2 separate regions of the Homo sapiens genome follow, and region 2 is linked to region 1. A link is an interaction called in ENCODE POLR2A ChIA-PET data of the cell type or tissue named here. Cell type or tissue: MCF 10A. All regions are shown on one strand. Each heading gives the region's core, and the rest is flanking DNA. Links, peaks and the distances in the headings are about the cores only. Region 1 holds the start of GPRC5A (G protein-coupled receptor class C group 5 member A). Region 2 overlaps HEBP1 (heme binding protein 1).

What was found. ChIA-PET counts read pairs that join two places held together with the same protein. Peaks named below come from ENCODE experiments on the same cell type or tissue, not always from the same donor. Only the 100,000 strongest peaks of a DNase experiment are listed, where the experiment ranks them.
Region 2: POLR2A ChIA-PET joins it to region 1 with 12 read pairs; 8 of 35 experiments call an interaction of 5 or more read pairs at or near these places.

The regions. Positions count from the first base shown.
Region 1 is chr12:12,884,901-12,899,851 of GRCh38, reverse strand. GPRC5A (G protein-coupled receptor class C group 5 member A) reads right to left here and starts at 8,290. Exons shown (of 4, transcript NM_003979.4): 1 at 8,188-8,290. In MCF 10A, for the core only: CTCF peaks have their summits at 8,966 and 9,166; DNase peaks (open chromatin) are centred at 7,651, 8,371 and 8,921.
Region 2 is chr12:12,964,705-12,979,655 of GRCh38, reverse strand. It overlaps HEBP1 (heme binding protein 1), which reads left to right. Exons shown (of 4, transcript NM_015987.5): 4 at 4,177-4,786. The coding sequence ends at 4,348. It overlaps GPRC5D-AS1 (GPRC5D and HEBP1 antisense RNA 1), which reads right to left. Exons shown (of 3, transcript NR_149067.1): 2 at 34-132. It overlaps LOC124903100 (small nucleolar RNA SNORD88), which reads right to left and starts at 7,603; the gene lies at 7,513-7,603. In MCF 10A, for the core only: a CTCF peak has its summit at 3,756 (motif pointing right); DNase peaks (open chromatin) are centred at 3,085 and 3,785.

The sequences.
Region 1 (14,951 bases), core at 6,730-10,729:
GAGATTTCTCTCATTCTGTCAAAATGTGTCTTCGCGCCAGCCCAGCCCTGAAAATGTGTGACTTTCTAGCATTTTCATTTTTTCTCTATTCTCGAATTGCTACATTCAGTCAGTAGTAATAACAGTCATGATGTAATTATGAGTAAGAATAATGACAGCTACTGTCACCTCCTGAGTCCTATTATGAGTCAGGCACTATGCTGAGTAGTTATGTATTTTTACACATATTCTCTCATTTACATGCTTTTACATCCATTACCTCATTTAACATTCCTACAGCCCATTTTATAGGTGAGAAACCTAACAGAGTGAGGAAGGTACATGTCCAGTGTCACATGGTCAGAAAGAATAGCTCTTTATAAGTAGTCATAATCATAATTCAATCCTCCTTTTCACCTCTAAATCACTGTCATCATCTCTAGAGCTTTTCTCCCTGACCCCAACCTCTCTCCATTTAAACCACCATATATTCAAGCATTGGCTTGCTGAGAAGTCTCCAAAACAAGCAACCCTGGCCGGGGGCAGTAGCTTACGCCTGTAATCCCAGTACTTTGAGAGGCCGAGAGATGGGAGGACCACTCGAGCCCAGGAGTTTGAGACCAACCTGGGCAGCATAGTGAGACCCCCGCTGTACAAAAAGAAATTAAAAATTAGCCGGGTGCTAATTTAGCCAGGATCACACCTGTGATCCCCCTACTCGGAGGGTGAAGCAAGAGGATTGCTTGAGCCCAGGAACTCGAGGCTGCAGTGAACTATGATCATGCCATTGCACTCCAGCCTGGGCAACAGAGTGAGACCCTGTCTCAAAACAAAAAACTAAATAAATAAATATAAAATTGTGGCCACTGCCCTTGGAATGAATAATAATCACACTGACATACAACTAAGAAGTTATGGAATACATTAGGAATGCTGAGGGCACATGGAAAACAGTGACCCATTCTACCTAGTGGGGTTTTAAAATAATTATTTTTAATGTTTAATGCTTTAGGGAAGAAAGCAGGGAGATGAAACATGAAAGATGAACAGGAAATGGTAGGAGATTTTTATGAAGGTAGAAGAGACAGGGCTTTGGGAATGGAAAAGCCCAGGTTAACTCCCAGATTTCTGGCTTAGGCAACTGAGTGGCACCACTGTCAGAGCCTAGAAATACAGGCTTGAAAGGAGAGATGCTAAGTGTAGCTTTGTTGGCTCTTTGATAAATATGCGACCTGCACGTGGAGCTATCCAGGAATAACAAGTCAAAAGACCCAAGTCCTCTTGAGAGTTTCCTCTGAGCCATATATGGTTTCCTTTCTTTTTTCTTTTTTTTTTTCTTTTGAGACAAAGTCTCTCTGTCGCCCAGGCTGGAGTGATGCAATGGCACAATCACAGCTCACGGCAGCTTCGACTTCCTGGGCTCAGGTGATCCTCCTACCTCAGCCTCCTGAATAGCTGGGACAGGTGCGCACCACCACATCTAGCTACTTTTTGTATTTTTTGTAGAGGTGGGGTCTCGCTATGTTGCCCAGGCAGCTCTTCAACTCCTGAGGCTCAGGTGATCTGCCCGCCTCGGCCTCCCAAAGTACTGGGATTACAGGCACAAGCCACTGCTCCTGGCCATATATGGTGTTATTTAATCCTCACAACAACCCTATTATTATGCCTTCCTTTAACAGCTGAGGAAACTGAGGCACAGAGAAATTACATAACTTGCCCAAGATTACATGACTCTTAAAAGCCAGGCTCCTTGACACTGGGTTGTGCTGTCTCTGCACCGTGGGCATATGGGTTGGTGCTCAGGAGAGGTTTGGGCTGTAAGCACAGACTGGCAGTCATCACCTAGAGTGGTATCTGAAGCCTCAAGAGGAGACAAGATCACATGGGAAGCCAAGGACAGAACCATGTGGAGCACCATCTCATCTAGGTAGGAGTCCGCAAAGGAGGTTAAAAAGAAATTATCGGCCGGGCGCAGTGGCTCACACCTGTGAGCCCAGAACTTTGGGAGGCCGAGGCGGGTAGATCACCTGAGGTCAGGCGTTAAGAGACCAGCCTGGCCAGCATGGTGAAACTCCATCTCTACTACAAATACAAAAATGAACCAGGCATGGTGGCTCACGCCTGTAGTCCCAGCTACTCAGAAGGCTGAGGCACAAAAACCGCTTGAACCCAGGAGGCAGAGGCTGCAATGAGCTGAGATCACGCCACTACACTCCAGCCTAGGCAACAGAGTGAGACATGGTCTCAAAAAAAAAAAAAAAAAGAAGCGTATTCGCTCCTTTTTGTCTGTCACGGCAGATCCAGCCCCAGTTTGAGCTTCAAGGCCTTTCTCCAATTAGTCCTCCCACCTATCTCCTCCTTCCTCCCTAACTCCCGTCTCCACCTCCGTGCAAGGCAAGCAAATCTTCCTAGAGTTCTGTATTTTCCATCTGGAAGGGAATTTGGGTTCATTTAAGGTCTTCTCATGCTCTTTGCCTCAACACATGAATTATTCTCCTAACCAGAAAGATCCTCTCCCTCCTATTTATGATCCACTTACCATATTTCTGCAAAACTTTGCCCAAGATTTAACCTCTATCATGAGTTTTTTAAATTATTATCATTATTACTATTAATCCTATGGCCTTTTTTTTTTTTTTTTTTTTAAGACAGGGTCTTGCTCTGTACTCCAGCCTGGGAGTACAGTGGCATGATCTCAGCTCACTGCAGCCTCTGCCTCTCAGGTTAAAGCGATTCTTGTGCCTCAGCCTCCTAAGTAGCTTGGATTACAAGCATGCGCCACCACATCCAGCTAATTATTATATTTTTAGTAGACGCAGGGTTTTGCTATGTTGGCCAAGCTGGTCTCGAACTCCTGGGCTCAAGTGATCCACCTACCTCAGCCTCTCACAGTGCTAGGATTACAGGCGTAAGCCATCACACCTGGACTTGAAATCCTATTGCACTCTAAATGTGTCGATCTCTTCATGGTTTTTACAATTAAATATTTCTTGGCACTCAAGTTTTTCCATATCTTTGTTATATATTACAAATTAATATCACTGCTGAGCTGCCTATCAGACAACAAGCTTCTTTGTGGCATCTATCTCCTAGGAAGATAGGAAGGTGGCGTGAGGCACCGTGCCTGGCCAGACAACAAGCTTCTTAAGAAAATAGAGCAAACTTCTATTTGTTGGTATCCCCCTTACTCTGTACTCTACACAGTGATTGCTGAGCAAATGCTTTGGACTAAGACTGAGTGCTGAATATTTACCCAAAGCAAGTTATTTATTGGCAAGTGTGAGTAATGGGGAGGAAAATTTTTTGGAGATGAATATGTGCTGATGTTAATCCTCGTATTTCTACCCAGGCTGAGTTCTTCTAAGGGAGAAGTCCTACAGAAATCCCTCTGCCCTTGATAAAGGATTATTTATAAATGCAAAGCGTCTACAGGGAAATCTCCAGGATCCCCTATTCTGGGTAGCCATCCCAACTCTGATGACATAAAAGTGATGAATCATGGCAATAACTTATGAATAACATCTGAATAACATCACTGAATTGAGTTTCTATGCAATAATGAGAGAAAATAAGTCATCATAGCACCACAGGCAGATCAAAACAAGTATAACCACGGTGTTCATCCCAATTTCTACACTTCCAGATAGTTCCCTGGGCGTATTACCATCTTCCTGTTACTCTAAACGAAACATGTAGACTTGATTAATGTGAATATAAAATGAAATACTGGAAATCATCTTTTTAAATAAAGCTTAATATTTGAGTGAAGCTTCTAAATCTCTTATGCCCGAATTCAAAGAAATGAAATTTCCAGAAAATAGGAAAATAAAGTGAAGTCCTCTACTAGTATACTATCCTTTTTTTTTTTTTTTTTTTTTGTGAGACAGAGTCTCACTATGTTGCCCAGGCTGGAGTGCAGTGGCGTGATCTCGGCTCACTGCAAGCTCCACCTCCTGGGTTCACACCATTCTCCTGCCTCAGCCTCCCGAGTAGCTGGGACTACAGGCACCCACCACCACGCCCGGCTAATTTTTTTTTTTTTTTTTTTTTTGTATTTTTAGTAGAGACAGAGTTTCACTGTGTTAGTCAGGATGGTCTTGAACTCCTGACCTCGTGATCTGCCCGCCTCAGCCTCCCAAAGTGCTGGGATTACAGGTGTGAGCCACCGCGCCGGCCCTCTACTAGTATACTATCTTAAGGCTCTCAAAGATCCCTTCATTTAAATATCTTATTCTGATACATAAGGGTAATATTCACTGGATCCAACAAGTTCAAAGCTAAACTGATCACCTCTCCTTACAAGCCTATCTTTCAAAGCCCTGAGAATGGCACTACCATCTACTCAGTTGCTAGTAGATCTAAAAATATGATATGATATATACTGTCTAATGCAGAAGGAGATGGAGACAACCAAACCATATAGCCTAAAATTAGATGACAATAACAAGTAACTATTATTACAAGAAATGTAAATGGTAACTATTTTGAAAAAAAAAAAGACTAAACTATATCATACCTAGAAGAACCTAACCTAAAACAAAAAGATACACAAGAGTTAAAAGCAAAAGAACAGAAAGAAATGAAAATAAAAAGAAATACTAACATAATATTTATTTAACAAGTATTATGTGTCAGACACAAAGTTAAGTAAGTTGTTCAAGGTAAAATAATTAAGTAGAAGTTAAGGTTTTAATATCATACAAAGTTGTAATCAAAGCAAAAAGATATTATATTGACCAAAAGGCTTGTTTTATAATAATTAGGGATGCTCTACACTGAAGATAAAACCATCCTGGGCCGGGCACGGTGGCTCACGCCTGTAATCCCAGCACTTTGGGAGGCTGAGGCGGGCAGATCACGAGGTCAGGAGATCAAGACCATCCTGGCTAACACGGTGAAACCCTGTCTCTGCTAAAAATACAAAAAATTAGCCGGGCATGGTGGCGGGCACCTGTAGTCCCAGCTACTCAAGAGGCTGAGGCAGGAGAATGGCGTGAACCCGGGAGGCAGAGCTTGCAGTGAGCCGTGATCGCACCACTGCACCCCAGCCTGGGTGACAGAGCGAGACTCTGTCTCAAAAAAAAAAAAAAAAAAAAAAAACCATCCTAGACTTTTATGCACCAACTAATATAGCACCAAAATACGTAAAACAAAAAGTACTGAAGGCTGGGTACAGAGGCTTACACCTATAATCCCAGCACTTTGGGAAGTGAAGGCAGGAAGATTGCTTGAGCCCAGGAGTTTGAGTCAAGCCTAGGCTACATGGCAAAACCCCATCTCTACAAAAAATTTAAAAATTAGCCAGGTGTAGTGGTGGGTGCCTGTAGACCCAGCTACTCAAGAGTCTGAGGCAAGAGGATCACTTGAGCTTGGGAGGTGGAGGTTACAGTCAGCCAAGATTGTGCCACTGCACTCCAGCCAGGGCAACAGAGCAAGACCCTGTCTCAAAATAAATAAATAACTGCTGAAAATACAAGGAGAACCCAAAGGCAATACTATAGTTGCATGAGACTTTCATACTTCTTTACCAGTCCTTGGCAGATAAAATATACAATATGAATAAGAACATGGTAAAATTGTGTAAATGTTCTATGGATACTTAAATAGAAATATTCTCTATCTTCATATCTTATTAGATCTCCATTACTAATCATATAATTCAGATCCTCTATATCAGTGATCAGCATAGATTTTCTATAAAGGGCCAGGTTATAAGCAATTTAAGACTCTGCAAGCCACACATTTGTAGCATGAAAGCAGCATAGATGATACATAAACATATGAGCATTGCTGTGTTTTAGTAAAATAGTGGATTACAGGTTGTGGCTCATGCCTATGATCCCAGCACTTTGGGAGGCCGAGGCAGGCAGATCACCTGAGGTCAGGAGTTTGAGACCAGTCTGGCCAACATGGTGAAACCCTGTCTCTACTAAAAATACAAAAATTACCCAGGCGTGGTAGCGGGCGCCTGTAATCCCAGCTACTTGGGAGCCTGAGGCAGGAGAATGGCTTGAAACCTTGAAACCGGGAGGCAGAGGTTTCAGTGAGCCGAGATCACGTCACTGCGCTCCAGCCTGGGCAAGAGCGAGACTCCATCTCAAAAAAACGAAAACAAAAACAAAACAAAACAAAACAAAAATCACTTTATTTACAGAAAGAGGCTATAGGCCATATTTGGTCCATGGACCATAGTTTGCCATCTCTACTCTATTATGATTGCTTAATAGGAACTATGGTCCATGGTCCAAATGGAACATTTGCCAAAAATGAGCATATTTAGAATACAAAGACAAATCTGGAATTAGAAAATAAGAAATGTGCAGACCATATAGTCTGACCACAGTGCAATAAAAATGAGAATAAAAGAAGCAAACACCCTGAACTACTCAGGAAGTCAAAGATTCCTCAAGCAAAAATACTCCTCAATTTATTGTTTACTATACCACCATATTAATTCCTCAGCTTAATCTTGGGACTTTAAATAGTAGTGGACCCAGAATGAGAAGAATAAAATCACGCCGTCAAAATTGTTCTTCATACCCTGTTGTCTTCGATTACCATTCAAGACTAGAATACAAAAAAGCCAGTTCTAAAGGGAACTTCCAAGGCGACGTGTGCAGATGGAGAGGGGCCAGAATCGAAACACAGGAGGGGAAACTGGGGGCCTCCCCAAGACCCCTATGAGGAACTCAGGCCCAGCCCCTTGCCTGATCACAGTTCCATGTTCCTGCGGAGCTGGGAGGAGAAATCAGTCTTCCTGACTCAAGGTTGAGAGCTCTTCCCGGGAAACCAAAGGGTTCTGCTCATTCCATTCTGCCCTTGAGGCACTCACCTCTCCACGCCCTTGGAGAGGTCCCTTGTTTCCCACGTAGCGCCTCTCCCGGCCCTTCCTTCCCCTCATTCCTTCCCTCACCTAGCAGACACCGGCATGCAAACCTGGAGGGTGTGTGCCCCCTCCGCCCTCACCCCTCCCGTGGTCCCTAGCCCATTGTGTCTGAAGTAGCTGAAGTGTTCCCCTTCAGGAATGAACCCACAGCAGTGGCTGATTCGGCCGAACCCTTCAACAGGTGTGGTGTTTACACAAGCCTCTGAGGAGACAATCAGGAATGGAAAGAAGTCAGGAATGGAAAGTCCTTCAAATTCCTTGATTCTGAGCAGGTTTCAGCTGTTAGCTAGCCTTTCCCATGGATGTTTAAAGCTATCTGTGGCCGGGCGCGGGGGCTCACACCTGTAATCCCAGCACTTTGGGAGGCTGAGGCGGGCAGATCACCTTAGGTCGGGAGTTTGAGACCAACCTGACCAACATGGGGAAACCCCGTCTCTACTAAAAATACAAAATTAACCAGGAGTGGTGGTGCATGCCTGTAATCCCAGCTACTCGGGAGTCTGAGGCAGGAGAATCGCTTGAACCCGGGAGGTGGAGGTCGCGGTGAGCTGAGATCGCAACATTGTACTCCAGCCTGGGCAACAAGAGTGAAACTCCATCTCAAAAAATAAAATAAAGCTATTTGCCAGCCTTCCCCATGGATGTTTAAGGGACCAGATGGAACAGCATCTATGCTATTCCCAAATCCTATCCATAAAGTCGGTAGTGGAAGGTGCACTCTCAGCGCACATTCAACTTTCATCTGTCCCAGGTTTCTGAGCAACTCAAGGCACACCAGAGTGGAACTGACCGCCCACACATCAAGAGAAAAGGGATGGGCTTCTAGATCTAATTCCCAAAACTCAGAAGGGCTTTTTGCAGCATCTGGGTAAAATAGTAGCTGTCACCGTGTCCTCCCTCCTGCCCCTGCCCCTTGTTTCCCACTCCCCCTCCACTCCCAGTACCTTCGGGTCCTCTGAGATCTTTCTCCCTCTATTCTTTTCCTGCAGAGTGATCCCAGAGCTGCTCACCTCCTGCCTGGCCGGATTCCATCTACTCAAAGTTTGTAGAATGTGTCCGAGCAGAAACTATTACCCTGATTATCTCTTTGCTCTCTGCCTCTATCTTAGCCTAGGAAACCCGCAAAGGGGAAAAAAAAAAAAAAAAATCTGAGTTGTTAAACTAGAGGAACTGTTTCCTAGGGAATTTTTTTCTCATAGCCAACTGTATTCCATTACCAGGATTTCTCTCCTCTTCTATCCCACCCCTCCCAACGCCCCGCTCTCCCCAGACGATTTAAATCCGGAGGCCCCAGCGCTCTGGGCTCCTGGCGCCTCACTTACCCTAGTGCCAAGGCGTTGGCCGTGAACTTGGTGCTGCTTCCCGCGCGCAAGAGGGCAGCAGGCGAGCTCCTCAGTGCTGGGGGAGACCTTGGACAGCTATCCCGCCCTCGCACTCTGAGCAGTTGTTATAAAGGCGGCCCTCGCCGGAGGGAGGGAACGAGCGAGGGGTGAGCAGAGGGACAAGGAGGGGGAGGGTCGAGGGAGAGGACACGCCTATTCCAGTTCCACGGCACTTCATGCTGTTATGAAAATAAAGTCCCCGTGCCAGGGAATGACCCAAAAACCGTCTGACGTCAGAGGCACAGTCACCCCTGGAAGCTGGGCGGGGGTGACCACCCGGCCCTGCCCAGCGCATCGGACTCCTCCGAGACGTGCTCACGCGCTGGTCCCAGGGCGCCGGCTACGAGAGGGGAGCCGGAGCAGACCAGCTCCTTACGGGCCCCGCCAGCTGTCACCTCCCGGGGGAGCCACACCCGCCTCCCCGCAGGCACTCGGGTCCACCCGGGGCAAGGGCCCAGCCCGCGAGATTGCAGCAGCTCCGCCGTCAAGTCCAGCGGGACAAGCCAGCCTTCCTCCACTTTCTTTGACCTTAGCTTAGCCTTTCTCTCCATCACTCTCCCCCAGCCACTGCCGTATGGGAAGCCAGGCTTCAGAAAAAGGAGGCAGCCACCTTCTCAGGGCTCCCCAGCCAAAGCCACGTGAAAGCCAAGGAAAACTTCCCCCACCAGGTCCGTAGTTAGCTCAGCAGCTCCACCTGTCAGAGTCTAGACAGGCACCATTAGTGCTGCCCTGGGGCTGAGAGATCAGTATCTCTCCTTTCCTAACTGCCTCTCCTAAAGCCTCGACAATGCAGGCTGATTGAACGGGGGCGCCAGATGAAATTATGAAATGAAGGAATTTGCTTTGGTGCCTGGTTTCCCCTCCCTCCACTGCCCACTCCTCTTCCAGGATCAAGCCAATCGGACCGAAACTCGTCTTTGTTTACGTGTGGAACGATCCTGGAGTGGCTGCCCGCCTGTGTCGGGGCTCAAGCCAGGTTCTACCCCATGCCACGGGGAGGCAGGAGGGACTCTGTTTTTAAAGTGGTTATCAGCGCGCTTGGTAAACTAATCTGGATTATTCTGCATATGAAGAAATGGGGGAAGGCCCAGGGCTCCCCAGCTTTCTCTTCACTTCTCCCCACACCCCAAGTCTCCAGAGCCTAAAGTGCTTTTAAAATGTGACCTACTGGAGACTGTGACCCCACCATTGTTAGGTTTTTATTTCACTCCCAAAAAACCACAGGCAGTGCCTTGAGTGTTGGAACACTTTGAGGTATGCAGCCCAGGGGTCTGTGAGTCCACCCATTTCACACCTAAGACTCCCAGGGGTGTGTGTGGCAGAGTGGGGGTGGGTACTGAGAGACTGGTGGGACTGCAAATGACAGTGCTTTATAGTGTGTGCCATCCGCTAAGTCAGGGCTTCTCTCCGGACCCCAGCGTTCTCGTCTGTTCAAGAAGTTGAACTAGACTACCATTGTACAATAGAACTATAATTCAAGCCACAAACATAAGCCACATTTGTTTTTTATTTTTTGTGTGTTTTTTCTTTTTTAGACAAGGTCTCGCCGTCACCCAGGCTGGAGTACAATGGCACAATCGGCTCACTGCAGCCTCAATCACCCAGGCTCAAGCTATCCTTCCACCTCAGCCTCCCAAGCACCCAGGACCACATGTGTGCATTACCACACCTGGCTAATTTTTTTGTTTGTTTCTTGTTTGAGACACTCTCACTTTGTCACCCAGGCTGGGGTGCAGTGATACCATCATGGCTCACTGTAAGCCTTTACCTCCCAGGCTCAAGCAGTCTTCCCGCCTCAGCCTCCCAAGTAATTCTTTTTATTATTTATAGAGACAAGGTCTCGCTGTGTTGCACATGCTGGTCTCAAACTCCTGGGTTCATGCCATCCTCCAGCCTTGGCCTTCCAAAGTGCTAGGATTACAGGTGGGAGCCACCACACCTGGCCCACATATGTCATGTTAAATTTCTAGCCACATTAAAAGAAGTACAAAGAAACAGGAAAATTAATTTTAATAACACTGTATATTTTTTACCCAAATATGATCCCAAATATGATCATTTCAACATGTAATCAATATTTTTAAAAATATTAAGGGGCTATTTTACTTCTTTGGTTTCCAACTATATCCTCAAAAACCCAGTGTGTCTTTTATATTTAAAGCACCTGTCAGTGTGGACCAGCCACATTTCCATTGCTCAAAAAGTGTGTGTGGCTTGTGGCTACCACACTGGATAGTGAGGACTAGTTGTCCCTGGTGGCTCTTCCAGCACGGAGTCTGAATCACCATGTCTAGGGTGAGTTTCATGACATCGAGCAAAAGACGTCAAGTCTGAGGATGGTGAAAGAACAAAGATGATGTGGTTTTGGGGATCCTACCCTATCTCTACACCCCCTCCCCAGGACCACATTCCCATTAGGTCCTCCTAATGAGAATGTGATGAGTGTATTTGATCTTTCCTTTGTTCACTGTTCTCTGGATGGTATCTGTCTGGCAGGTCCAGGGTGTGTGAGACAGAGAGCATGTGTGGGGATGCTTGTTCTGAACCTGTCTTCAGTCATTGCTCTTCACTTTGCTATTGGCTTTGTTTGTTGTTGTTGTTATTCTTAGAGACAGTGTTTCACTATGTTGCCCAGGCTGGAGTGCAATGGCTATTCACAGGCCACCATAGCTCACTACAGCCTCCAACTCCTGGGCTCAAGCCATCCTCCTGCCTCAGCCTCCTGAGTAGTGCCATTGACTTTGGATGTCCCACCTTGTCCTCTTAGTACTCTCTTTTCTACTCTCCTCTTAACCTCTTGGTCTCCTCCTATCCCTTTATGGAGACACCTGCCTGCACAAAGCCAGGACTAGATGAGGCCAATGAGGCAACCAGAGCACAGATTTCAAGGAGGCACTCCACAACTTTAAGAGTGAGTGCCCCTTTAAATCCTGAGCTCTAGTCCCCTTGCTTGCCTCTCCCAGTCCCGGCCCTGCACCTGTGTCCCTGGGGGCTGGCTCTCTGGAAGAAGACAGGGAGGACTAGGGCAGGTGGAATAGCTGAGTGATTCTGGGGTATCTGAGTGATTTTGAGATGCCCCAGAGGAGAAGAAGGACAGGACCAGTAGATGGAATCATTCACTTCCTAGGTCTCTCATCCTATTAAAATGGTCTGCAGACCAAGGTTGAGGGTTCTTGGGAATAAATGAAAGAAACAGTAGGACGGGGGTCTGGAGACCCATGTTTCACTCCCAACTCTAGTTATCATCCTTAGAGTGTCACCCGGTTGAAAGTGATGGGTAGCTTTGTTGAGCAACACAGAAGAAAGCTCACCAGACTGGAAATGAGGAGAGGAGAAGAGAGAGCCCCACAATAAGGGCGCCATGTTCCCCCAAAAAGAGAGGCTGATCTGATGGTGTAGAGGACCTTCATTCAGCTGCAAGGCCAGCAACGTGTGGGCAGGGGTTAGGGGGCCTATGGCCCAAGATCACGGGCCTGGGTCTGCCTCATTCAGGAAGTCCCAGAACTCAGTCCCTGCTGACCCCTTCCCTTCTGATGTCCACCAACCATCACCACCGAGATCCCCACTCTTGATTGCAGGAAGGAAGCAAGAAAAGAGACGGCTCTGCCAGTGCCCTGATCCTGACCCCCTTCCTAATGCCGCCTTGGAATTCCCGGCTGCAGGACCTCAGGCCTGGGGCTTCCCCTTTCTCTCCCTTTGCTTTTTTACTGGCAGGATGGAAGGTGCTACTTGTTCCCTTCCCTGACCTCAATTAAATCTCATATAAGAAGTACCTGAGTTGGTTGGAGGAAGGCGGAGAGGAATTCCATTTCCTTAGGTTATTACTTTATTGGAGCTGCTAGTGTCGGTGAACCACAGCTCCTGCCAGGTTCCTGCTAATAGTGGTTCTTCCATTCAATCACTGGAAGCATTTGAGAGCCACCTAAGCACCATGCATTGTAGGGAATACAACAGAAGTACGAGAAAGACCATACTCGATCTTTATCCTCTGAAGGGAATGTCCGTTTATTGAGTGAGTCATTTAGCAACTATAAATGGTCTTCTATGTAACTCTGCTGGAGAATCAAAAGAAAACTGCATTTAAGAAGCTCAGTGTGGGCCGGGCACGGTGGCTCACACCTGTAATCCCAGCACTTTGGGAGGCGGAGGCAGGTGGATCACCTGAGGTCAGGAGTTCAAAACCAGCCTGACCAACATAGTGAAACGTCGTCTCTACTAAAAATACAAAAAAATTAGCTAGGTGTGGTGGTGCATGCCTGTAATCCCAGCTACTTGGGAGGCTGAGGCAGGAGAATCACTTGAACCTGGGAGGCAGAGGTTGCAGTGAGCCAAGATCGTGCCATTACCCTCCAGCCCGGTCAATAAGAGTGAAACTCCATCTCAAAAAAAAAAAAAGAAGAAGCAGCTCAGTCTGGTGGAGAGATGGGCAGTAATCAAACAAAAACAATGCATTGTGGGCCAGGCGCGGTGGCTCATGCCTGTAATCCCAGCACTTTGGGAGGCCGAGGCAGGCGGATCACGAGGTCAGGAGATCGAGACCATCCTGGTTACCACGGTGAAACACCATCTCTAATAAAAATACAAAAAATTAGCCAGGCGTGGTCAAGGGCGCTTGTAGTCTCAGCTGCTACTCAGGAGGCTGAGGCAGGAGAATGGCGTGAACCCGGGAGGCGGAGCTTGCAGTGAGCTGAGATCGTGCCACTGCACTCCAGCCTGGGCGACAAAGCAAGACTCCATCTCAAAAAAACAAAAACAAAAAAAAACCAAAAAAAAAAAACAATGCATTGTGTGAGGTGTCACACCAGAAAAAATGCACAAGGACCACGGTCAGGCACAAAAAGCTGCAGTCAATACTCACCCCGGAATTCAGAGTAGGCACTACTGAGGCAGGGAGGCTTAAAGGATGAGTTAAGGCTTTTCAGATGGAGAAGAGAAGAGGGGCAAGGATCAGGAAGGGCATTTCATGCAGAGGGGGCAGAATGCACAGAAGCACAGAGGCATGTGTCAGCCCTGCCTGTTAAGAAAGTGTGAGCACACACCGGGCATAGTGGCTCATACCTGTAATCCCAGACTTTGAGGCAGGAAGATTTCTTGAGTCCAGGAGTTCAAGACCAGCCTAGACAATGTAGTGAGACCCTCCTCACTACAAAAATTAAAAAAAAATTAGCCAGGCCTGGTGGCATACACCTGTAATCCCAACTACTCAGGAGGCCAAGGTAAGAGGATCACTTGAGCCCAGGAGGCTGAGGCTGCAGCGGGCTATAGTGGTGCCACTGCACTCCAGGCTGGGCAACAGAGCGAGACTCTAAGAAAAAAAAGAAAGAAAGTATGAGCACAACCTGTGGGCAAGAGGAGAGGCATCTGGCCAGTGTCCAGTGGCCAGCTTGAGTCTGGAGTCCCAGACTCAGAAGCAGAGGGGCACTGAAGGCATGAAGTAGGGATGGTCACAATGCCATGTGTGAGAGGAAGAGCCATTCCTGTGGCCCTAAATCCAATAACTGGTGTCTTTATAGGAAGAGAGATACAGAGACACAGAGGAGACAGACACACAGAGAAGGCCTTGGGAAGACAGAGGCAGAGCCTGGAGTGATGCTGCTACAAGCCGAGGAACCCAAGACTGAAGGCATGGGATGCTTCTCCTTCAGAGCCTCCAGAAGGAACCTACCCTGCCTACACCCTGATCTTGGACTTGCACCCTCCAGAACTATGAGGCAATACGTGTTTTTGCTGTTTTAAGCTGCCCTGTTTTTTGTACTTTGTTACAGCAACAATACACCTTTGAAATGTACACCTTTGAAATTTTTGCATATGCCAGCATGTGACATGCTAAAAAGAGTCCACCTAGCACAGCAGGAGTCTCTAGGGCTTCATCTCCAATGCCTTGGTTTCATCCCCCGCCCCTCCCTGCCGCCCCCCCGCCCCACACCCAGTCCCCAGGTGGAATGGAGACAGGAGTGGCACGTGCAGAGGGCAAACACGTGCCTGCTGAGTGAGAGATGACACCTGAAGCCCCGGAATGCAGTCTGTAGGGAACCCTTGCGGTCAGGAGGCTGGCCAGCCCCAGCGCTGCCTCTCAGGGGGCCTCTCATTGTTATCAGGCTATTTTAAAAACTTCCCCACCTTCTCTGGGATGGACTTTAAGATTGCACTCATTCCCAGGGTCTTAACTCCAAGGAAATTCATAAACCGAAGCCCCTTCGCTGAAACCAGAGAGGTGCTACCAGTAACCCCACGGCTGGGTTAGAGAATCCCATTAAGTACGCAGGCTGGTTCAGTGACATGAAACCCAGCGCAGTTGTGGGATTCTCCTTCCCACTCCATGAATCTCCTCTGACTTCTCTCGCTCTCTCTCTGAGGCTGTCTCAGGGCAGGGAGGGGAGCCAGTGGCTAGGAAGGCTCATACCTCAGCCTCATTTTTGATCAGGCCTCATAAATCAGTCTGTTCTTCTGGTTCTTGCTGCTTAAAAGCCTTTGCCTGACCTAGAGGCAGTAATTGGGAGTGAACTTGAACATTGGAGTTAGGAAGAACTGGCTTGAACCCTACTCAACAGCATGATGGTCTTTTTCCTCATCTAAGGAAAGGGCACTCACCACACTGAATTCACAGGGTTGTGGTGAGCATCAGATGTAATTTACATCTAGCACTCAGGAGATTTTCAGTAACATTTACTCACCCGCTTTTGGATTTCTGACATCAAAGGCAA
Region 2 (14,951 bases), core at 1,358-5,357, 85 kb before region 1:
CTCAAAGCACTTTATGAGCATTTCTTAACTCACCTTCAAGTGCGCGCAGGAATTCGGAGAGCAGTGGGCCCACTGTTATTGTGCTCCATGTCCAGATTGGAAGCTGAGGCACGAACCAATGAGGCAAAGTGTCTGTGAACACAAGCAGAGTCAGCCAGAGCTAGGCTCCCTTCATACACCAGGGGATTCCGGGTAGGGTTCAGTTTCTGGCTTGTTTGTGCAGTTCTGTGATGGGAGTCAGTGTGGTTGGTTAAATTAGCAGAGAGGAGAACTCATGTATCTGTTCCCATAGCCCACCCAGTTTGTTTGTTTTCCAGTAAAAGGATTCTACGATGAAGCAATAGGGAAAATTTTATCTGCATTACCAGCATTTCAGTCTGCCTGGGAATAAATGTAAAGAATTGGGGGTTTTCCCGGAGTGAATTTTAGGACTCCCTGAGTGATGACATTCTCCATCTCACTCTCTGCTGGGTTTCCTTCTGCTTCTCAGCCCCTTCTCACTGTCCTTTGACCGGTCCTCTTTCTTCACCCACCATTTAGATATTAGGATTCTAAGGAGCAAGCTTCTGGCCTGCTGTTTGCACAACATCTCTACCACATGTCACTTCTTACCATGATTATAGCCAGTACCTACCCACTGGGCACTCCCAAGTTTCTGTCACTAGATCCTTCTCCTTCCCAAATTGGTATCTCTGACTCCAGTTCTGTCCCAAGTCTAAGGAGATTTTTACATGGTCAGACACACATTTAGATAATAATTGTTGCATGAATGTATTTCACAGAGGGCCCTTAATATTCATATGCCCCCCAAACTAAATCATGAACACCCCTACAGCTGCCCCTCCTGCCTAATGTTACTCTTCAGCCTTTAATCCCTATTCTGGTTAGCGGCATCTTCTTCTACCCAGAGGCTTAACTGGAAGCCCTGGAGAATCCTCTCTTCCTTCCTCTCTCTTACCTCCCTCCACATACAGGTACCTCTCAAATCTGCCTTTCTCCCACCTTCATCATCTCACACTTGGCTGTTCCTGGGCTCCGGTGGCCCCACATCTCTCAACCCCTTGCCATTTCCCCTGTCCCTCCACTGCCAGCAGAGGGATCCTTCCAAAGCACAATTGGATCGTGCCAGTCCTCTACTTTAAAACCCTTTCCAGGCCGGGCGTGGTGGCTCACACCTGTAATCCCAGCACTTTAGGAGGCTGAGGCGGGTGGATCACCTGAGGTCAGGAGTTTGAGACCAGCCTGGCCAATACGGCAAAACCCCATCTGTACTAAAAATACAAAAATTAGCTGGGCGTGTGCCTGTAGTCCCAGCTACTCGGGAAGCTAAGGCAGGAGAATCACTTGAACCTGGGAGGCAGAGGTTGCAATGAGCCGAGATTGCGCCACTGCACTTCAGCCTGGGTAATAGAGTGAGACTCTGTCTCAAAAAAAAAAAAAAAAAAAAAAAAAAAAACCCTTTCGTAGGTCTACCTGTGCATATAGGATGAGGTTCAAACTCTTTAGCATGGCATTCAAGGCCTTCGCATCTGGCTGCAGTGGATCCACTTCTCCTGTTTCAGTTCCCACCACTGTCCCCTCAGATGTTTATTATGTGAATGAGTGAGTGAAACTTATGTAACCACTTCACTCACTAGGTCCTAAGTGCTGTCATCTTTAGCTCTGTCAGGCTGAAGACATCACTTTCATTGTTTAGCCCAGAATTGTTCATTTAACCAAGGGGTCCAACATATTCAGGCACTGTGTTAGGTGCTCAGTGTACATCAGTGACCAAAAAATAACAAAAATCCTGCCATTGTGCAGCCTATATTCTATCAGAGGACACAAACCATAAACAATAAACTTAATGAGTAAATTATATAGTATGTTAAAAGGTGATAAGTGCTGTTAAAAAAGAAAGAAAGAAAAAGTAAAACATAGGAAGAAGATTGGGATGGGGTTAAAGAATGGGGTTTACAAGGTAACAAAGCATTTTAAGAATAGGCCTAATTGAGAAAGTGAGAATTGTTCATTGAGCCAGTTCATAATATTACTATGGTTTTTTTTAGTTGTATTTTGTGTTTTTGTTTTGGAGACAGGATCTCACTATGTTGTCCAGGCTGGAATGCAGTGGCTATTCACAGATGTGATCATAGCACAGTGCAGCCTCAACTCCTGGCCTTGATCAGTCCTCCTGCCTCAGCCTCCCAAGTAGCTGGGACCACAGGCATGCACCACAACACTCAGCTACATGGTATTTCGTTAGATTACCATCATGTCCCTCACCCTGGAGTCAGGGAATTAAAAGGCTCTTCTGAGCAAACTGCCAAGTAACAATAATAGCTACTGTTTGTTGTGAGCTTACTACGTGACAGGCTCTGCGCTGAGCAGTTTGCATAGTCTTTTCTCCTTTAATCTTTACAGTAGCCTTCGAAGATTGATGTTATCACTATCCCTATTTTACCAGTGAAAAACCTGAAGATTTGAGAAATTTTAGAATTAGCTTAAGACCTAGAAAGGGCAGCACTAGGATTTGAGCACACACTAGCCATTTTGCCTCTAACTGATGAAGGAAGACATTTGAGGAGCACTCCTTTGGAGCTTTCCAAAATCAGTATTTAAAGAGCCAACATTGTCCCTTTTCCTAGAGAACAGTTCAGTGTCACAGCACAAGTAGGGGGTGCAGAGAGCACTCAACACCTGCTTCCACCTCCAGCACTTGATTCATTTCAGACAAATGGTTCTCCAACTAAAGACATGGTTCATAAAAAACTCCAGTGTCTTACAGGCTCTTATTGCCTGAAAAAAGTCTTTCCTGGATGTTCATTGTCTGTCTACTAACCCAGTTTCCTCTCATTTGAACCTCAATGAAGCTAGAGCCCAACTTTCTTCATCTCCCTTATAATCTCTTCAATATATTTGAAGAATCAAGCCTCTGCTATTCAAAATTGGTCTCAGTTTCATCCATGTTCTGTAGCTGTTGTCTAGACATTGGAACAACCAATCCATTACAGAAAACATCCTGGGTGTTCACATCAGTGATGCTGCAATCCACATGCTGAATGCTTGTCCAGCATGACTAACCACTTGTAAAAGAGCAAAGCATGATTCAGAGGACTCCACCAAAAATAATGCATTATTTGGCCTAATCTTGGCCTGGTGCAAATTCAGACTTTTGAGTCATACAGCTCATTAGAAATCGGGATGTACTTGACTCTAATAAAAATTTTAGTGCAACCCAGATTTAGAGTGGTATATTTAGGCTAGGCTACAAGACAAATTTTGGAACAGAAGCACATGACGTAAGGGAGAGAATAATAATCTTGAAAAGAAAGGCTTTATTGCTTCTCTGTCCCCAATTTCTGCCATCAAAAGAAATACCAGATTTAGGAACAGTCTCTTTCCTTACTAGAAAAAGAAGGCTTTCATGATTTGAGCAGAAGAAAGGATTTATGAGAAGTGATTTCTTTATTTGGGGCATGTTTAAAGCTTGTGTGGGGCCCTCCCAAGTCTTCCTTGGGTCTTTGCCTTTGTTAGCTCTGAGATTTTTACTTTTTTAGTTTTGGTTTTTGGTTTGTTTTTTTTTTTTTTTTTTTTTTGACACAGGGTCTTGTGTTGCCCAGGCTAGCCTAGCTCTGTTTTTAAATGAAGCTGCTACAAGTCACTGCTGTGATGAACTCAGTCACTAGAGCTGCTCTGCTGTGGAAGGGGCATTAGCCACCATACTCACTGCAGCTCTGCCCGAAGTCCCCTGTAGACTTCCTCCTTCCAGAGGTGGTGACAGAGCAGCAGAAAAGAGGTACAGCCGGGCAGTAGAGGGAGCCAGAGAAAAGGGTGAAGGCTTGGCCTTTGGGAAAGCAAACCTGCTGTCCCCTTGGGTATTTCAGGAAAGAAAGGGAGGCTCACGTTTATACTCAGCTACTGTTTCAGGCCCCGCATTAGAGTTTTTCACGTCCATTACTGCTTTTAACACTCAAAACTCTAGAGGAAAAAGAAAATATATCTCCTTTTTCAGATGAGGAAACTGAGGCTCAGAGAGGTAAAATCAACCCATCTAGGAAGTGGTGACTCAGTCCCCAGTCTTACCACTCTAGCATGCTTGTCATAATAAACATGGTGAGTGACTTTTTTCTAAAGATCCCCCCTCTCTCAGAGGTCATGTCCTTTCGTAACCAGCCCTTGCTCTTGAACCCCCAGGCAGTTTGGTGGTTATGCCAAGGAAGCAGACTACGTAGCACAAGCCACCCGTCTGCGTGCTGCCCTGGAGGGCACAGCCACCTACCGGGGGGACATCTACTTCTGCACGGGTTATGACCCTCCCATGAAGCCCTACGGACGGCGCAATGAGATCTGGCTGTTGAAGACATGAGTGACCCACTGAACCAAGAACTTACTGGAAGTGTGCCTCTGTGTCTCCTTCCTCGGGGGTAAGGAGGGGACAGTGCTTCCCAAGTTCCAGCTGCAAGTCCAACTTAACCAACTTTCCTTCAAAGTCAGTTACTGCCAATTTTCTGAAAAAAGCATGTTCCATATACTAAGTCTCTTTTCTCACAGTAGGAAATAATACAGCCAAGATATGCAGCATCCTTCTCATTGATGTAGAAAATTCTGCGATAGACCAGAAAAATCCTGGCAGCTTTTCTCCAGGCATCTGGGTCACTAAAAACTGATTTTCTAAAATTATTGGATTTGTATTTTGTTATTAAGGGGGAAAATGTGATTTGTGCCTGATCTTTCATCTGTGATTCTTATAAGAGCTTTGTCTTCAGAAAAACTAAAAATAAAAGGCATTGACTTAAACAGCTGAGACAAATCATAAGTGTAATTATTTCCAAGGTTCTACAGTCCTGAAGGTAATATAGGTATGAGTACTATTGATGGTGTTTACCATTGCAGGAACCCTATATTTAGAGCTCCCAAGTCCTTCCGAATATAAACGCAAAGATACCAGGACACACACCATCCCTAAACTAGACATTTCCCATGACTGTTATGTAGCACTCTGTGATTATAAGTTGAGGATTTTGTTTGCAGCTGTGGTCTGCGAAGGGTTCCAGGAGTCACAAGAGCAGACCAAGAAGAAAAATCATTGCACTATGGTGCACAGACTACCCTGGAGACAGGAGATTTTCCAGGAGGATTGGTTTAGGGGGATGAGATGAGAAGCAGCTGGGGTCCAGTTTCATTAACTGAAGAGGATAGGAAGGAAAGAAAAGGTGCAGTTTGGCCTGCAGAGAAGGACACAGATGCAAGGCTGTGAGCAGGAAGCCGGATGGCAGCTGAGCTGGAGCAGAGCCCGTGAGTGAGCAGGGGAGGATGAAGCTCTCAGTGGGCCCCAGGGCATGTAGGAGGTACTCTGATCCTCATAGTGCATCAGGGCCCCACGCTCTCAGCAGCCCTCCCTACGACAGCTGGACAGGTTTTCAGGGAGAAACCCACCTTAGCACCCACCCACACCCCATTTGCTGTTTCTATAGGAAACAGAAAAATGAGCTTTAATCCTCACCATGAAGAGTTCTTACTGGACATAAAGTGGGGTTTCCTAAGGAGAGGAACAAGAGCTATATGTCATCATCTTTCCTGGAGTCCTTTCAGCAGTCTTCTGAGGGATGGGCCATGACCATTTCTGAAGATCCAGGGTGAAAACCGTCAGCCACCCAGCCTTGACTATCAGACACCATGCCAAGCACTTTGCATGCACTGCCCCACTTATTCCATGGGCAACTCTGTGAGAAAGGTACTGCTGTTCCCACACACAGGTGAGGAAGCTGAGGATTCCACAGGCTCCCACACTTGAGAAGCCTTGGAGCCAAGACAAAAGTGCAGCCACACAGGCCTTATTACATGTCAAGGAGTTTAAGTTTTGTTTTAAGAAAACTGAAAAGTGCATGGGCAGCTTTGAGCAGGAACGTGATACTGTCATGTTTTAGAAAGAAAGTTCTGTCTACAGTATGGAAAATAAACTGAAAAAAGGATATGACTGGAGACAGAGAGACCAGTCACAAGACTAAGAGAAAGATGATGGAGGTCAAAACTAGATCATGGCAGTGGGGATGGAGAGAAGTAGACAGTTTGGAGCAAGAGAAGAGGTTAACAGGACTTGGTGGCTGACTGGTGAATGAGATAAGGAAAAGGTTTGAAGAGGAGCAGAGCATTGCTCCAAACTATGCCACTGTGGCAAATTGGTTATTTTGAGCTGAAGGCAATGGAGAAATGGCAGATACAGGAAGTGCTGTCTGCCCTCCCCTTTTCTACCTAAAAGCAGTATGTAAATTTCCCCTGAGAAAGGTGCTCTCATTCTACTAGGAAGAGGAGAACATGCTTATCACCAGGGATGGGGAGTCAATGCCAAGATGAGTCTGTACAAACCTTATTAAAATTGCCCTTCTCTTCCATCAGTTTCCCCGATATGTTTCCTAGTCACTTTCCCATCCCCCTTCCAGCCCAAACCCCTTTTTCCTTTGTCATGTCTCCACAATGTATTGTTCTTTGTTAAAATGGTATATAATTCTCAAATCTAACTGCTTTAGAGTTTTCACTTTTTTCTGTGAAGTCCTCCATGCCACATAGAAATATTAACATCAGATAAAAATCTATATTTTTTCCTATTAATATTTTTTCCCTGTTAATCTGTCCGCAAAGGTTATTTAGGCCTGCAGAGCATCCAAGTGAGGCTATCTAGTGGACAGTTGAAAGTGTGGGTCTGATGCTACAAATAGAAGCCTAACGTGGAGATGTGTTTGGACATCACAAATATCTAGATGGAGTAGGTGAATTATGAACTCTCCCAAGGAAAGGCCAGGAGTAAGAAGAGAAGAAAATCTAGGTAAGGACTCAGGAACCCTAATATTTACAGACAAGCAGAAGAAAAGAGCCGACAAATATTGTTTAAAAGTGGCTAGTTATATAGGAGAAATGCCAGAGAATAAAAAAGGAAGAAGGTAATCAGTGTGTATCAAACCACTACATCAGTAAGTGCTACTGACCCAAGTCCTAAATCATCTTGAAGCCATCTCTGCTGGTACCATCTTAGGATGTATCACCATCATTCTTGCCTGAAGTCCTGCAACAGCCTTCTAATTGGTCTCCACATTTCTGCTCCTGCCCCCTTGGACACATTTTCTACACAACTTCCAAATGGATCTTTGCTTTAAAATTCTTATTTTGCACTTAGACTAAAATTCAAACTCCATTTTATGACCTGCAAGGCGTTGTGTGATTTGGCCCCTTCTGACTACTTCTTTCTTTCCAATCTCTCCCTTAATACCCTTCTGCCACAGTGGACTTTGAACACACACAGCCCTTTTTTGCCCTAGAGCCCTTGCACTAGCTGTTTTGTCTGCCTAAAACCCTTTTCACTTCCTTTTCAAATGGCCAGGTTTTCTCATCCTACAGATCCTAACTACCTCCTCTTCAAAGAGGCCTTCAATGGCCCCTCTAGCTAAAATAGAGTCAGCCTCCCCTATAGTTCTCCATCATACCATTATATTTTTGCTTTTTTCATAATACAAACCACTGTATAATTATTTTCCTTTTTCTCTCAGATCCCCAGGTAGCCATGGTCTTGGGGAAAACTGTGTCCTCCGGAGTGATCAGAGCCCAGTGCTGGACATCATGGAATGTAATTTTTTAACTTATTCATTTCCTCTTTTTTTTTTTTTTTTTTTTTTTTGTCTCTCACACAAGACTGTAAGTTTGATAAGGAGGAGCCCCATACCTGCTTTGTTCTCCATTGTATGCCCAGCACCTAGCTCAGGGATCTATCATTTAAGAATGCATGAAACTGTAACAGAAAACCAACAGTAGCTTAAGCCAAGAAGGTTTTCTTTTCCCACATAGCAAGAAATCCAGAGACAGGTTCAGTACTCAATGCTGATGTCTCTGCACTTGCCTTTCTCTCTCCCTCAGGGCTGCAAGATGGCTGATGCAGCTCCTGCCATCTCATCCATGTTTAAGGCAGGAAATTAGGGAGATGAGGACAGGCTGTATCAGTTGCATCTGTCCCATTTTATGAAGAAACAGAAGCTTTCCCAAAAGTTTCCCCATCAGAGTTCTACTTTTATCTCATGGGCCAAAACTAACATACAGGGCCATCCATAGCTGCAAGAGAGAGTGTGTGTTGGGTTTTGTAGCCTCTATAGTGAGGAGCAGCAAGGAAGAAGAATATTTAGAATGGCTCTGAGGTAGCTGATCAACAGTGTCTTTTGCAAGGAGACTATGTAAAGATGCGTATACCTGAGGTCAAGAGTTTGGGAAGATGGGAAACAGCTGGAGAGATGGGTTGAGGCCAGATTGCAGAGGATCATAGTCTTCAATTCTATATTCTCACTTCTTTTTTTTTTTTTTTTTTTTTTTTTTTTCTTTTCTTGAGAGAATCTCACTGTGTTACCCAGGCTGGAGTGCAGTGGCGTGATCTCAGCTCACTGCAGCCTCTGTCTCCTGGGTTCAAGTGATTCTCCTGCCTCTGCCTCCTAAGTAGCTGGGATTACAGGTATGTGCCACCATGGCCAGCTAATTTTTGTATTTTTAGTAGAGACGGGGGTTTCACCATGTTGGCCAGGCTGGTCTCGAACTCCTGGCCTCAAGTGATCCACCCGCCTCAGCCTCCCAAAGTGCTGGAATTACAGGCATGAGCCACCACACCCGGCCTATTCTCACTTCTGAACCAAGCATATGAGCTAGTGCTCAGGAGCAGTAGCGGCCTCCCCTCATGATGTCTCCTGCTTCCCCCATCTCTCCTCTCTCCCACTTTGAAAACCCAAAACAGTGGAGCATGGTCAAGATGAGGAAGGGAGGAAGCATCTTCAGTCCCCTACCCACAGCGAAGCCATAGCAAGTGACTGGATGATAGTGATAGAGTGAATTAAGAGAAAAAGGGATTAGGAGCTAGGAAAATGAAGGAAGTTTATCCTTGTTCTGGACTTAAGAATGAAAAACAGAACCAATGAGACTAGGATTTCTAATTGTCCATCTGTGGATTAGTAAAGCAATCTTTTTTCCTGATTCCCAGTCATCCTCTTGTCAGTATCTTTCCCAAAATACACTGATGGAAAAACCCTCTGGCCCCATCTCACTCCTCTCTAGGGCCTGGATTAGAGCATACAGCTAATATTTTAGATTGTAAATTGGAAAGCAGTAACCAGGAGAATACAGATATTAATAAAATCTAAACTGTACTCTAGGTTTAATGCTCAGGACCACAGCCTTAAGGCTGCTGCCTCGGCCAGGCGCGTTGGCTCACACCTGTAATCCCAGCACTTTGTGGGGCAGAGGCGGGTGGATTGCTTGCGGTCAGGACTTCAAGAGTCACCTGGCCAACATGGTGAAATGCTGTCTCTACTAAAAATACAAACATTAGCCAAGTGTGGTGGCATGTGCCTGTAGTCCCAGCTACTCAGGAGTCTGAGGCACAAGAATCATTTGAACTCAGGAGGTGGAGGTTGCAGTAAGCCAAGATCGCACCACTGCACTCCAGCCTGGGTGACAAAGCGAGACTGTCTCAAAAAAAATAAATAATAAATAAATAAATAAATAAAGCTGCTGCCTCTGCAGATTAGCATATATAAGGATGTTTTCCCTCCTCCAGAAGCCATCTTCCCGAGGCATGAATATTCCTTGTATGTTTTGTGAGCCTCACCCAGTAAAATTTGTTCTGGATGTCCCACAGCACAACACCACATTCTCATGCTCATGTGAGTGTTTAAGGGCCCTGGGTGACTGTATATAAATACAGTGGAAGGCCTGGCTGAGCTCAGGGAGTTAGTTGGTCATCACTTGTTTAAGAAAGACCTCCTTAATTACATTTGGCTTCTCCACTCCTGAGTAATGTTACTTTGATCTTGAGCACAGTAATTAAAGTTTCATAGCATGCCGCATTGGTGGGTATATAGTTGATTGAATGCCATGGATCTTGCCTTTGAATTTATATTTCTAACTAGCTCTAGCCTTTTTCCTTAGAAGTAATTTTGTTTCTATAGCAACATTATTCTAGAGGAATTGGGGACAGACCCAAACAATATCCGCAAATTCAGAATCAAGAATCAAACCATGTAAGGTGGAAATGCCAGAATGGGCTGAAGGTATGGCAAAAATTTGTGTAGGCAATGAAGAGCTATTGCATAATCAAACTTCGGGTAAAAAGACCTCCTCTCTCCTTGGCAATGAATTAATTAGACCCTCATCAAAAAGTCTTTTTTTTTTTTTTTTTTTTTGAGATGGAGTCTCACTGAGTCGCCCAGGCTGGAGTGCAGTGGTGCGATCTCGGTTCACTGCAACCTCCACCTCGTCGGTTCAAACAATTCTCCTGCCTCAGCCTCCCGAGTAGCTGGGACTACAGGCGTGCACCACCACACCCAGCTAATTTTTTTGTATTTTTAGTAGAGATGGGGTTTCACTATGTTGGCCAGGCTGGTCTTGAGCTCCTGACCTCAAGTGATCTGCCCACCTCGGCCTCCCAAAGTGCTGGGATTACAGGCATGAGCCACCACGCCCAGCCAAAAAAGTCGTTTCAAGAGTGGGCTCAAACCCCAGCCTCTTCTCATATCCTGCCTCTTGCTCCCTTTTGGGTTCCTTACCCTCCAGCAGCACTGGAATTATTGCTGGTTCCCCTGGCAGCCTCCCCACCGCCCCTCCTTCATGCCTTCACTCACACTGCTCCCATACCTACAATCCCCAATCCCTTTAGAGTCCAGCTCAAACGTCTTTGAATTCTTCCTTGGTCTCTTCAGGAACACTCCTTTTTCTCTATGATTTATAATCCCCACCCCACACCCATAGCATAAAGGATGTGTGCACCATAGATGCTCAGTTGTATTAATGTAGATTGGCTGGAATTTTAAAAAAATAAGAGCTACTGATAGCTAATATTCATTGAGCATTCACCACGTCCCAGGAACTGTGCAAACTTGTTACATGGACTACCTTATGTATTCTACACAGCCCTATGAGGTGTTCACTAGCACTGTCATCTCTACCCCATGTACAGATGAACTGGGGCAGCTTTGGGAGGCTCATTAGCATGCTCCAGGCTACGCAGATGATCCGTGACAGAGTCAGAATTTGAGCCCATGCTCTTATCTGCTCTGCAGTACAACACTAAATGCTTAGTTCAATGGCTGGTTTCCCTGGCTGGCAAGAAAGGAAATAAGACAGGGTGTGAATCTACCAGTGAGTATGCTGGGTGGGTGTTCCCTCATCCCTGTATAATTTACTCCGTGGCTCAGCCAGAGTGGCAGTGAGATAATCCCTGTGTCCCTAGGGTATGTGCCACTGCCTGGAATTTAGATGAACAAACTCCATGAGATCAAAACTCCAGAAGCAGCATAGATACCCAGCAGCAACCTATTTGCCGCTTGTCAAATTAGCAGCCCTTGTTTTCTCTCATATAGTAAAACTCAGCTAAAAGAAATTCTTATGCCACCAATACAAACACAAGACTATTGCCCCTTCTTACATAATGTCTATGACATACTTCTGAATATATAATGTATGTTTGTGATCCTGTTGTCTCTGCTTACTTTTTAGAGCCCTTTCTTAGGGGCTAGCAGATTGTGGATTCACACCAGGGTGTCTGCCGGTGTGAGCAGAATGTGTCTTATGAGGGGGGCCCTAAACTGGAGGCAGAGCCCAGCAAAGCCTCAACCATTCTAAGAATCAAAAGGAAGCTTCAGCACTTGGATGTATCTGCAAAGGCTCCACGGAGGAAGTGGACTTACGAGAGTTGATTTAATTATTAGGAGAAGAGGCTTCTCGGTCATTGGGGAACACTACCCTTGCCTCCTTCCCTCTCTCAGAGGATGAGGTGTCCCACCTTCCATCCAAAGCTCATTGTGTCGTCTGTGCTGGGGGCCAGGTCTCTCACTTGCTCAGGAATTTCATTCTACCATCTACTCTGTCCTTGTTATTTCAGTCTCTCCCTGGTCTCTGCCTCCTCCTTCTCAACACAAATTCATGCTCACATCTCTTTAATTAGAACAACAAAAAACATCTTCCTTCAATCTAATCTTGCTTTCCAGGTACATCTCAGCTCTCTCATTACCTCTATAAATTGTCTTACAAATGACTTTACACAGAGTGTTTACATCCTTCCCCCTCATTTCCTCCACTCATTGACATTTACTTTCTCTGAAACTGATCATCATGAAGTCCAGAATAGTTGGCCTTTATCAGGCTGAACAGCTTCTCTGTACTGTTCAATACTGAGACCTCTCCTTCTCCCTGGTATTCTTCCTCTGGTACCTGTGACCTGCCATTCTCCAGGTGCACCTGCCTCAGACTACCTCCCCACTTCTTTCATAAGCGCATCTCTCCATGCCCAGCCCTAAATGTTGGTGTCCCCAGGACAGGGTTCTCTACCCTCTACTGGCTGCATCATGTCATTGTGCCCACTCCCAACAGCAGGTCATCCATGACCATGAAAATCGTGCACATGGGTTCTGTGACCATCCATGACCTATTGACTCCTATTTATTTACAGCCCATCTCTCTTCTTAATTTTTTTCTTCATCTCATCTCCTTTCAAAATGTCACCCTCAGGTATGCGGAAATAAGAAATGGGTTCACTGCTGAGACATACACTGAACAATTCCTCATTGATACAAAAACGTAACAAAAATTCTGGGTTTTTTTCAGACGGAGTCTCACTCTGTCACGCAGGCCAGAGTGCAGTGGTGCAATCTAGGCTCACTGCAACCTCCGCCTCCTGGGTTCAAGTTAATCTCATGATTCTCGTGTCTCAGCCTCCCGAGTAGCTGGGATTACAGGCACGTGTGCCACCATACCTGGCTAATTTTTGTATTTTTAGTAGAGACGCGGCTTTACCGTGTTGGCCAGGCTGGTCTCGAACTCCTGGCATCAAGCAATCTGCCCGATTAGGCCCCCAAAATGCTGGGATTACAGGCGTCAGCCATTGCTCCTGACCTAAAATAAACATAACAAAAGTTGTAAAAGTGCCATTTGTAAGGGCTTCTAAGGAATGGATAAGATCCACCCTCTTTTTGGGGTCTTTTTCTAGTAGGAAGAGAGATAGGGTCAGGGAAATATTAATTTCTTCTTCAAGTTACACATACTTCACAGTGCATAAATCTCAACTGTTTAATTTACCAGCCCCAATTAGACGTGGTTTTCTTGAGTGCTGATATTTAGTATTATTTATTTTTGTAGCCTCAGTTCCCAGCTGTGTACCAGTATATAGTGAAAGCTTGGTGTATGATTGTGGGATGGATAAATGAATGAATGTGTTTCCCAATTCATGAAATTGCTGAAAGAAAGGTGAGGAATGAGGATGGAGAGGGGTGTCCTGACTGTGGCACCAGCCTGGTACCTGCTTAGGATGCCAACAGGAAGTTGGCACATGAAGAAAAGTACAAAAATGCAGAAATAAATCCAGATGTTCAAGATGCATATATCCAGTGACCTACTTGACATATTCATACAAGGAATTTGCAGATACCTCAAACAGCACGTCCAAAACTGAACTCTCACTGCACACTTTTCCACCCTCCTTTTCATGCCTCCATCTTCCCCATATCTCTAAATAACACTACCATTCAACTACGTGCTCAGATCAAAACACAAAATCACCCTGAATAGACAGACATCTTCCTTGTTAGCTGGACGGCCCTCAGGCATCATCTTTCTCCCCTATGTGACTATCATCTGAGCTCAGAATATTCCTCTGGGCAACAGTGTCATCCCCCTCCTTGGGAACCTCACATTTGCACTTGATCAGGCAGCCAGCTGTTTCCTGTCTCCCCCTAACTTCTCTTACGTAAAGTGGAGGGATGGGTGGGAAAGAGTGGGGATGTCTCCTGGAGCACAAACCTACAGTGCCTCTAGCCCTGCCTGGCCAGGAGTGAGAACTTGGAAGGCCACATGCATTTTGCTGACCCCTGCCTATAATTCCTCCCTATTAACCAGGCTTTGGCCTGCACCTCGTTGTTTGTGGTGTTTGGCCCACCCTCTGGCTTAACACATTCATGATTCCCTCTCATGTTCATTCATTTCACATGTATTGAACCTCTCCTGTATGCCAAGCACTGTCCTAGGCAATTCCGTTTATAAGCGAACAAAACAAAGATCCTTACCCTTGTAGAGTAGGGTATATAGATAACAAATAATAGACATGTAAATTTTAATAGTATATTATATTATATCTTACAAAGTAGTAAGTGCAATGGCAAAATTTAAAAGTAGACCAAAGAGAATGGGCAGTGTTTGGGAGGTCAGTATGGAGGCGGTGGTGTGCAGTTCCTGCTGATGTGGCCAGGGAAGCCCTCCTGGAGAAGAAAGACTTGAAAATAGTGAGGGGTTGGCCAGACGCAACCTGAGGGAAGCCCATCCTAGGTGGCGCAAAGGCTGTCGGACAGGGCGGGCCTGTGTGGTCAAGGAACTTAGAGGTCGGAGGGGCTGAAACAGAGAGCCCAGGGGAAGCACAGAGAGGTGACAGGAGTGGGCAGGTCTGGTAAAGACCTAGAAGTCACTTCAGAGGCTTTGCCTTTTCTTCTGTATAAAATAGAGAAGGCCATTGTAGGATTTCAAGCAGAGCAGTGACAAAATCAAACCCACTGTTGCAAGAATCCCTCTGGCTGCTCTTTTGATCATATACTATAAAGGGGTCGGGGTTGGGGCTGGGGGATGAGGTCAGAAGCAGACGGCCGGTTAGGAGTTTCCTGCAGTCAAGCAGAGAAGAGATGATGGTCACTTGGACTTGGATGGTGTCACTGAAGTAGTGAGAAGTGGTCAGAGTCCGTGGTATTTTGAAGGTAGACCCAAAAGGATTTCCTGGTGGACTGTACATGAAAGAAAGAGAGGACTCAAGATGACACCAAGATTCTTGGTTTGAGCAGCTAGAAGAATGGCTTTGCTACTAACTGAGATGCAAAAAATCTGGGCTGGTGGAGCAGATCTAGGGTTCCAGGAGCCATTCTTCATTCTCTGTCTCCCAACCACGAGCAAGACAGAGATTCCACCTC